Linked DNA regions of Mus musculus: region 2 is linked to region 1. The links are chromatin loops, found by intact Hi-C in ENCODE. Cell type or tissue: gastrocnemius. All regions are shown on one strand.

Region 1 (5,000 bases):
GGTTTGGTCTTGCTGTCTGTTGCAATGCTAAGTGCAGCCCTGGACTCTGTACATAGACCTGTGACCCTGTCCCCAAGCTATTTCTGATTGGTAAATAAAGATGCCAACAGTCAATAGCTGGGCAGAAGAGACAGAGGTGGGGTTTAGGATCCCCTAGCTAGGGGTCAGAGGAGAACCTAGAGGAAGAAGAAGAGAAGCCTCCATGGGTTAAGTGAGCCATAAAAAAACGCAGCCCTGAGGGCTGGCCAACTGGAGTTAAGGGCAGCCCAGATGAAACATAGTAACTGATAACTCGGGGTTATCTATCGATCGGAAAGTAGAGTTTAACAGCATGGAGGGCAGACAGCTGCCCAGCTCTTGTGCTGTTTAAGGCTTGCTTACTGTAGATATAAAGGTCATGTGTTTCTTTTATCTGGGAACTAAGCAAGCAGTCAAAGGAGGGGTAGAAACCCCAGCTCGGGATTAAAACACACAAACAAATAAATGAGTGCACAAACGTCGAAGTGTGTGTGCTGTGTCAGCCAGTGGCAGGAATCCGTGTGCTGTGGCCCCTGCATCTTTCCATCATGTAGGTGCCAAGAATCAAACTCAAGTTGTCGGGCTAGGTAGCAAATGCCTTTACCCACTGAATAATCTACTGCCCTTGGCAAGAAGACAATCTTACAGGGTATGATGGTTCACATTATGATCCCAGCCCTTAGGAATCTAAAGCGGTTGGATCCAGTCTGGTCTCACAGTGAGCTCTAGGACAGAGTAGCCTTGTCTCAAGTAACAACAAAAATCTTTCCTTTTATACCCCAGCAAGCACTCTGTGTGTGTATGTCACTGGGATGTGCATGTTCAGATGTGTGTGTGTGTGTGTGTGTGTGTGTGTAAATGTGCACAGAGGCCAGAGGTCAACCTCAGCTGCCATTGCTCAGGATTTTGAGATAAGGCCTCCTCAGCAGCTCCTGGAGTTAACTAACTTGTCATGCGAGTTCTGGGGACTTCCCCAGCTGCAGAATCATCAGCACACACCACCACTGAGGACTGGGCTCGGGTCCTCCGGCTTGTGAGAGCTGCTCTTTACCAACTGAACTGTTTCTCTGACAGATTCTGAGTGACTGTCAGCCTGGGCACACCTGGCACCTCCCTCCGCCCCATCCTAAGCTCGTATCACTTCCTCTGCACAGCCACCCTCCCACACGGTTATCCTCGCTTCGAGTGGGAGGAAGCTAAGGCACAGAAAGGCAGCGGGCCATTCCCAAGGTCACACAGCTGACAGGGACAGGGACGAGTGCTACAGTCCAAGGCGAGCAGCTCCAGAGTCTAAGCTTCTTCAGGAGGCTCCCAAGGTCTCTCACCCTAGTGCCAAGCTTGGCTCCATTCAAGATTCTTGTGAGGAAATTTAACTGAGTAAGTATTTTGCACAAACTTCTTTTAAAAAAAAAAAAAAAAGGGACTGGTGAGATAGCGCACCATTCTTCCCTTCCCCCACCCCTACCCCGACACAAATAAAAATGTAAATTAAATCCAAAACTAAAAAAGGCATAGACAGGAGAAGCATACCAGGATATCTGGAGGAGATGAAGGTCCTGGTTACATGAGTAACACTGTTGCTGTTCTCGATTTTCCAAATGGCACACAAAATTACTATGGTTTTATAGAAAGCAGGTGTAGGCTGAGTCCTGGGCTCTGTGGTTTTATGCAGATGTGCCAGAGGCCAGGCCAGATGCAGAGAGGTGCTCCAGGAAGTGGGGCAGGGTGCACCCAAGAGCCTCACTGGTTTAAATCCACTTGTCTGTGGGATCAGCAGCCTCACTCAGAGGAAGTCCTCACCCCAGCATTCTCTGACAGAGACATGTCCCCTATGTTGAAAGGCCTGGCCTCTGTCCAGCCTCCTGGGGCCAGTGTGATACAGGATATGACACAGTAACTAAGGAAAAGGCCAGACGCCAACCCACTGTGACAACACCACCAGCAGCCATTGTTCTCTTCAGGTGGAAGAGAGGAAATGAACTCTGTGGACCCATGGGCCACACACATCCTGGAACAAGCATGGCAGGGCCAGGCAGGAATGCTACAAAGCATTTATGTGCCTACTTCTTGGCATCCTGCCGCTACCATCTCGGCCAGGCTGCCATCAGGGCAGCTAAGGAATCTTCCACTGGGGGCCTCCCTCAAACCTCTTGGGGCTTAGTCTCACAGTTTTTACATTCCTGTAACATTGTTTTCTACTGCTGACAACTGTCACTACTGCTCTGCCCCAGAGCTGGCTCCTAGATGAGGTCATCTGACACAGAACCCCTGTTTCCAGCCAGAGATGCCACAACTGAAAAGGGCCAAGCCAAGCCATTCATGGTGCCAGTGCCGGTGACGACCCTTCATGCAGCCTAAGGTTAAGATCTGTGGCTTCTCCCCTTGTCTCTAACCCATTCCCTGTCAGTGTGCCGCCTTGGTTTGCTTCTGGAAGGCAGATGGTGTCTGTGGACATCTACAGCTCTCCTGGAGGAACGGAAGACAAGACCAGAGAAGAGTATACTCACATCAGAGATGGAGAGATCCATCCAGAGAGGGCCTCAGATGGAGGGTTCAGATGACAAACTATAGAAATACACTCTGGCCACCAAAATGAAAACCAAACAAGAGCCCTGGAGGGACCATGGAAGGGTCTTCAGTGAGCCCCCCAGGAGGGGCTACTTGGGTCCATGAGGGCCAGGCTCAGAGTGTGTGGTCCCTGGGGAAGGACACTGGAGGACAGGACTTGAGTTCTAAGGAAAGACAGAAGACAGCTGAGGGGGGTGGGGAGAGGCCCTCCTGGCATGCACAGCAGGGGTCACAGCTGGGAGGACAGAGGCATGCATGGCCACCATGGGTGATCACTGTCACCTGGACTGGCTGAAGGAGGTCTGCATCCACCTCTGCCGTGGTGAAGGGCGGGTCTCAGGAAGACTGCTCTCACTCTGAGGGTCACTCTCCTGGCAAGGCTGCCAGGCTGTTCACCTTCCCTCCTCCCTTTTGGATGCTTGCAGGTAGAAACTGCTTGGCGGGAGCCATGATCCATCCAGTCCATTCTACAAAACCCAGAATGTCCTCCCTGCTCATGCGAGCCCCCCCCAACCCCCACTCCTCATTCTGAGTCCACTCTCACTCCAAAGGCAGAGTAAGCAGTGGACTGACCCCTCCCTACAAGCCGGCACTCAACGTGGTTCAAAATGGAGGTACATGAGTCTAGGTCATGGTCTAGCCTTACACACATGGCTCCTCTATGGCTGTCTAGCACACAGACTACAAACTGAATGGCCATATCTCCCGGTGGAATGACAGTACCTCACTGCTGATGGACTCTATGCCATATGGATCTCCAATACTTCAGAAAGCCCAAACTCTAGAGAATGTATCAGAATCCTCAGAAAAGGCCCAGCCTGCACTCCAGCCCCCTGACGTGACTCTAGTCATTCAGTCCCAGCAGACAGGTCACATGTGTGCCTCAGTGTCCTTGGGCGCTCCTGCACCTTCACTCCCTGGCCTGTATCACTCCTACCCCCACTTAACATCTCTCTCATAATAGACAAAGGATATGCACTCAAATAAACCTCCCCTTTCTTGTCTCTCAAGAACCAGTTTGGAGGCCACTTCCTCCAGAAAGCTCTTTTCTCCCCTCAGCCTTTCCCCTTGGCAACCCTACTCCATGGGGTCCCTCACAAAGGACCGTGGCACTGCTTTGATTCCTTAGGGTGCATGGCACCCACTTCCAGCAGCTGTTTGATGTAAGTGAACAAATCAATGGACATCTGTGAGCCACCAGCCTGCGTCCCTAAGGCAGTGGGACAGGGATCCCATGCCCCCGCACATCTGGCTCTCACACCACAAAGCAAGGCGGGTGAACCCAGCCTCTGGCTTTCCTCCAAGGACCACCTGCTCCCCCACCAGGAGACCCTTCCTCCAGCACTGCTGCTCTTGGGACTGGTTGGTTCCTCTGGGAAAATCAGTTTTACTGCCCAGCATGGTTCCAACATCGGTTCTCAGTGTTTCAGCCTTTTTAGAGATGAAACTGCCTCCACCTGACACAGACAAGCATGGAGGGAGGAGAACCAGGCCAGAACACCTGAGCCTTCTTGTCTCAGGTAATGGCTGTAGGGGCTTTCAGGAGCACACCCAAACACACAGGACTGCCCGCCAATTCCCACAGCACGTCTCATGATTAGATTACTGGGGTCACCCTCCTGAGCAGCTGACACCTATCCCTGTCCACCCCACCCCACCTCCATGGCTCCAGGCTGAGGACCTGAGGTCCAATCCAAGTACCAGGCCCCTGCTGTCACTTGACTTCCTGCCACTTTTGTATCTGTTCACGCTGCCCAGGAGAGCACACCCTCTACACAGGCCACACTTATTCATGTGTACACACACATACACACACACACACACACACACACACACACACACACACACACACACACGTAAACTCAGTGCTCAGGAGGCAATTCCTTCCAGGATATTCTTAGTTATATCATTCTATTGGATGCCTTGGAAATCCCTCTTAAGCATGCCACCATAATTACATTTAACAAGACAAGCAACCCCTAGGGAGGGGAAATGCTGTAAGCCAACAGAAGGAGCCCTTAGACAACATGACAGTCTCATGGCAGTCTCATGGCTGGTGTCACACTGTAGGGCACAGGTCCCCTGACTTCCTACAGGGTGCAGGAGGAAAGGCATCTGCCCCATGAGCAATTGGATTCAGCAACACGCCACACTGAACAGTGTCTGCCATGGTCCCTTGGGCATAGCTGCCTGGGGCGGGTCACTGCCACTGCCCTCAAAGCTGGAGAGATTCCAGGAAGTTAAGAGCACTTGATACTCCTGAAGAGGACTCGGGCTCAGCTTCCAGTACCTACACGGCAACCCACACCTTCTTTAAAAAAAAAAAAGATTTATTTTTTATTTTATGTATGTGAGTACACTGTCACCGACTTCAGACGCACCAGAAGAGGACATCAAATTCCATTACAGATGGT
Region 2 (5,000 bases), 54 kb before region 1:
GGCCTTGTTGGAGCAAGTGTGTCACTGTGTAGGTGGGCTTTGAGGGCTTCTAGTGCTCAAGCTCCGCCCAGAGCAGAAGAGACCCTCCTCCTGGCTGCCTTTGAATGAAGATGTAGAACTCTAGGCTCCTCCAGCACCATGTCTGCCCGCATGATGCCATGCTTCCCGCCATGATAATGGACTGAACCTCTGAAAGTGTAAGGCAGCCCCAATTAAATGTTGTCCTTTATAAGAGTGGCTGTGGTCATGGTGTCTATTTTGAACAATAAAACCCTAAGTAAGACAATGGCTAAAAGCAAAATGACTGTAATAAGGGGCAGGTGAGGATGTGGCAAGATCACAAACTGACAGGCAAAATGGTGTAGGACTTAGGACGAGTATCAGGAAGTTTCTCAAATGGTTGAATGTGACACTATCATAGGACCACACACTCCCATAGCTGAATACCCAAGGGAAATGAGAACCTGCCACACAGTGGCTCTATTAAGGATGTTTCAAAGAATAGCCTCCTTCCTCCAGCAACCAGCAGGGATTGGACATCCAGACAATGGAACTCACTTCTGCAGGGAGAGGAAAGCCAGTAACAAGGGCCCCACCTCCAATGGCTCCTTTGCTATGAATGCCCACAATGGGCCACTCTCCTGAGACAGGAAGTGATCAGGGGTCGTGCAGAGCAGAGGACCAGATGGGGAGTGGCAGCAGGGAACTGGGTTGGGCTCTACACTTGATTTGTGGTTATGTTGTGTACTGTACATCTAACAGAAAACAGCTAGTCATCTGTGGTGAGTGGGGGGATGGCCATAGCATCCCTTGAGAGAATATAAGAAATGATGTATCCATGACTGTGGGAATGACAGAGAGGGCAGTATGAGGACACAGTGACTCAACCAGGCTGATAAGAATGAGGGGTGAGGGAAGGAAGGACAAGTGGGGTACACAGTCAGCTCAGGTCAGTTAGGAAGATACACCCTAGACCAGTGGTTCTCAACCTTCCTAATGCTGCAACCCTTTAATACAGTTCCTCATGTTGTGGTGACCCTCAGCCATAGTTATTTTTGCTGCTACTTCATAACTGTCATTTTGCTACGATTACGAATCATAGTGTAAATAAATATCTGCGCTTTCCAATGGTCTCAGGCAACCCCTGTGAAAGATCAGTCAACCCCAAAGGGGTCGTGACCCCCAGGTTGAGAACCCCACCCTAGGTGTAGCCGGCATCAGTTTGAATGGGGGCAGTGGAATTCCAATTTAGAAGTTAGGCTGTGGGCTGCGAATGCAGCTCTGCTGGTAGAGCTCCCGTCTGCACGAATGAAGATAGTCCCGCCTGGGCTCAGTCTCTAGCACCACACGACCCTGTGTATGGTGCAACGTGCCTGTCACTCCAGTACTTGGAGATAGAGGAAGGAGGGTTAAACGTTAAAGTTCATCTTTAGCTACACAGTGGGTTAGAAGACAACGTGGGCTAGATGAGATGTTGCCTCAAGGAAAAAAGAGGAGGAGGAAGGCCAGAAATAGGGAAAAAGAAGGGAGAAAAGAGGAAATCACCATCATCGCCATCACCACTATCACCACCATCATCATCATCACAGGTTGTCAGACTGGTCAAACGCCAAAACCTAGTCCACATGTTGTTAACAGAAATCCATACATGAAGAGAAACAAGACCAATGTTAGAATTAGAGTGCAATTAAAAGCATAAAACCAGACTAAGAGAACATCAAACACACACACACACACACACACACACACACACAGAGAGAGAGAGAGAGAGAGAGAGAGAGAGAGAGAGATGATATTTATGGGAAAGGTCTAATAGTCTTAAGCCTCAAAGCACAAAACAACATGATAACTAAATACAGAAAACAAACGTATTAGCAATCCAATAGAATTGAGAAGACCGGACTGTTCTGCAGACCGCACAAAGCTTCAAGGGGTTCACTTAGACGGCACAATTAATGTCTTATTGTTGAACAAACCTACCACCGAATGTAAGGAGGGTGGGCATATACATTCAGGATTTTTTTTTATGGGGAACAGCAAAATTTTCCTTTGTAAAGGAGATTGCAGCCAAAGCCTGAGGATCTGTGTTTGATTCCTGGAAGTTAATAAAAGTTGAAAGACAACCAACTTCTCAGAACGATCCTCTGACCTAATTAAATAAGTGACTTGAATTTGAGTGCATAAACATGTGTCTGCAAAACAAACCATGAATTAACAATACATACAAATGAACACAGAAACAGTGTGGCGAGATTAATTGCTACTCAAAGAAAGCAAAGGGGAAGGAAGGAGCGTTCCTGCTCCTGCGTCCTGCGCAGTCGCACAACCGCCCCGGGAGGGCGTGGCTTGCTCTCCCCAGCCCGACTCACCCGGCCCAAGAACTGCAGGAAAGTGTTGGAGAGCAGCAGGTGCTTCTCAGCCAGGAAGCGGTAGCGCCGCTTCTCTTCCAGCTCGGCGGCGCGCTTGCTCTCGGACACGAAGGCCTGCATCTGGGCGTGCAGCCGGTTCACACTCTCCTGGGGGCAGGAGAAGATTCTGGCTAGGGGTCTGAGCCCTTCTGACTTAGATGTCCCTCTCCAATCCTCCCCTGAACACGCAGTTTGCATCTTCACCCTGTGACCCACTGGCCTGGGTACTATGGCTCTGTTTCTGGTACCCTGCACAGAGGCGTGCAGACGTTGCCATAGAGATGGCGGTTTAAGGAAACAGGGATGGGAGTATGAGTGATGCTCTCCTTGGAAGGGGAGAGAGAGACCGGAGCTCATTAAAAGGCGCTAAAGGAAGCAAAGGTTGAATCTTGGGTTTGGATCCCAGAGACAGAGGCGGGGATGGGAGTGACCTTGCAGGGACTGAATGCTTCTTTCCAGGCACGCTGTGAGTGGAACGTTTGCTCTGCGGGGCCAATGATCTCATTTTCTCAGTGAGACTGAGGAAGGGAGGGATGCTGAGGGTGGCCGTCGGTGACTATCCAGCTGTGCTCCCCACAGCTGTGTTCTTTTTGGGCAGCTCACAAGGGTGCTAGGTTTCCCCCAGAGACCTGTCCTCAGCCTCTCACGCTTTCATACCTTCATCTCCCGCGCGTTTTTGTCTCTCTTGCGTTCCATGCGCCATAGCTCAGACATGCACTTCTCCAGGTTGGCCGCTCGGTGGCGATACTCAATCTCGTAGTGTTGGCAGCTATCCTGGGGTAGGACAGAGACAGGCAGGGGATCCGCACATTAAAGAGGTCAGGACTCAAAGTAATGGACCGAGGGGCCCAGATGGGACTATGTACAATCTGGGTCAGATGAATGCTTGGCGCTGCCCTGTGTGGCCCTTCTATTGCGAGGGGTATCTGTGTGTCCTGCCTGGGAGGGGCTGGGGTAGAGGGACAGAGGGACAGACTTACCTTGATGAACTGCATGTCCAGCTTGGTGTTCTTCTCCATGTGCTGAAGCAAGTCTCCGTGGAATGTCTGCACCTGAGCGGAGCGCAGGATGGGTGTGACCAGGGTGCCCTTTGACCCAGACCCCAACACCCCAACAGATTTACTTGTTATCACAATGCTGCCCACCTCAAAAAAGTCCAAATTATATATATATGTATATTTATATGTATATGTATGTGTGTATATATGTATATGTGTGTGTGTATATGTGTGTGTGTGTGTGTGTGTGTGTGTGTGTGTGTGTGAGCTGCTCTCCTTTTGCTTCCAATTTGCTTTGTGACTTTGAACTAGTTGCTATGCTACTACGCTGGGTTTCGGTTTCCCCAGGACTTGGTCTTATGAGTTCTGATGCTGTGGGCTGGGTAGGGTCCTGGCATGTCCCCATACCCTCTATCAGCCTCTCTGAGGCCTCCCGATGCTGGGAAGAAGTCAGGCCTGAGCCATTGGGTATTGGCTTCATGGGAACAAGTTTACCCCCATCCCTCTGTCACATTCACTTCCGACAGCTCAGCATGTCTTCCTGTATCCTTTCTTCCCCTGTGTAAGACTTCCTGCTGCCCTGGGCCCTTCCCCTGGGGCGAAGATACCACACAGAAAAGGAATTCTGGGAACCCAGGTGCTGAGAGTTAGTATACTAGCACAAGCTGAAGGTTCTCCAGTGGCTGCTCCTGAGAACTTGTCGTGACTGGTCTGCCAGTGCCAGTCTAGCCCTTGAACCACACCTGCCACCGCCAACCTGTGCCCGGGGAATCTTTATAAAAACAAGAAATAGAAATGTGGATCATTTGAACTCAGGACCTCTGGAAGCGCAGTTGGTGCTCTTAACCACTGAGCCACCTTTAATCCCAGCACTCGGGAGGCAGAGGCAGGCGGATTTCTGAGTTCAAGGCCAGCCTGGTCTACAAAGAGAGTTCCAGGACAGCCAGGGCTAGCTACACAGAGAAACCCTGTCTCAAAAAACCAAAAAAAAAAAAAAAAAAAAAAGAAAGAAAAGAAAAGAAAAGAAAAGAAAAGAAAAGAAAAGAAACGTGGATCACTCTAGAATACCGAGTGTTTCTGCTGGCGGGACTACTGGTCAGGTGCAGAGCTCCTTACACCTAACATGCTTGTCCATCCTGCGATTTCCGGGCAGACACATCTGGGTGTTCTGCACACCCCTATCTCAGCCCAACCAGCCAATATAAACCACGGAGCTTAGGGAAGGTGTGGGGTTGGGCAGGTCCTGAAACCAAAGCCACTCTGTGACCAGAGCATCAGTAAAGACAGTGAATGGTAGAAGTGTAGAAATAGCCTTGAACCTCTTGGGAAGCCACAGAATATTTTAAATGGACCAAGCTAACACACTGGACACGCTCAGAACACTTTAACAGGGAGAGCCTGCCTGTGGAGACCGTGACACAGAAAGCCACAGAACTCCACGAGTGGGCATGAGTGGGAAGCAGAGCAGCTTGGCCTGACCCTCCAGCTGCAGAAGTCCCTTATCACGCCCCTCAGGGGGCTAATCAGCGTGGCAGCAAAGCCGAGTCTCTTTTTTCACTGCTCATGTGCGCTCTGCCTGTGTTCTCGTGCCTAT

Evidence for each region. Hi-C counts contacts between places; a loop is a spot of excess contacts. Peaks named below come from ENCODE experiments on the same cell type or tissue, not always from the same donor. Only the 100,000 strongest peaks of a DNase experiment are listed, where the experiment ranks them.
Region 2: a loop joins it to region 1, with 2.1 times the contacts of the local background. A loop is called at or near these places in 2 of 42 quality-filtered maps.

Annotation. Positions count from the first base shown.
Region 1 is chr15:79,321,727-79,326,726 of GRCm38, forward strand. All of the region lies in intron 1 of Pla2g6 (phospholipase A2, group VI), which reads right to left. Among named protein-coding and RNA genes, the nearest start is that of Pla2g6, 4.1 kb to the right of the region's middle. In gastrocnemius, no CTCF peak of the experiment used is centred here; DNase peaks (open chromatin) are centred at 1,951, 3,846 and 4,748; H3K27ac peaks cover 2,906 bases.
Region 2 is chr15:79,268,137-79,273,136 of GRCm38, forward strand. It overlaps Baiap2l2 (BAI1-associated protein 2-like 2), which reads right to left. Exons shown (of 14, transcript NM_177580.3): 5 at 3,389-3,460; 6 at 3,066-3,182; 7 at 2,370-2,516. Among named protein-coding and RNA genes, the nearest start is that of Baiap2l2, 15 kb to the right of the region's middle. In gastrocnemius, a CTCF peak has its summit at 3,133; DNase peaks (open chromatin) are centred at 2,361 and 3,149; H3K4me3 peaks cover 1,482 bases; H3K27ac peaks cover 1,480 bases.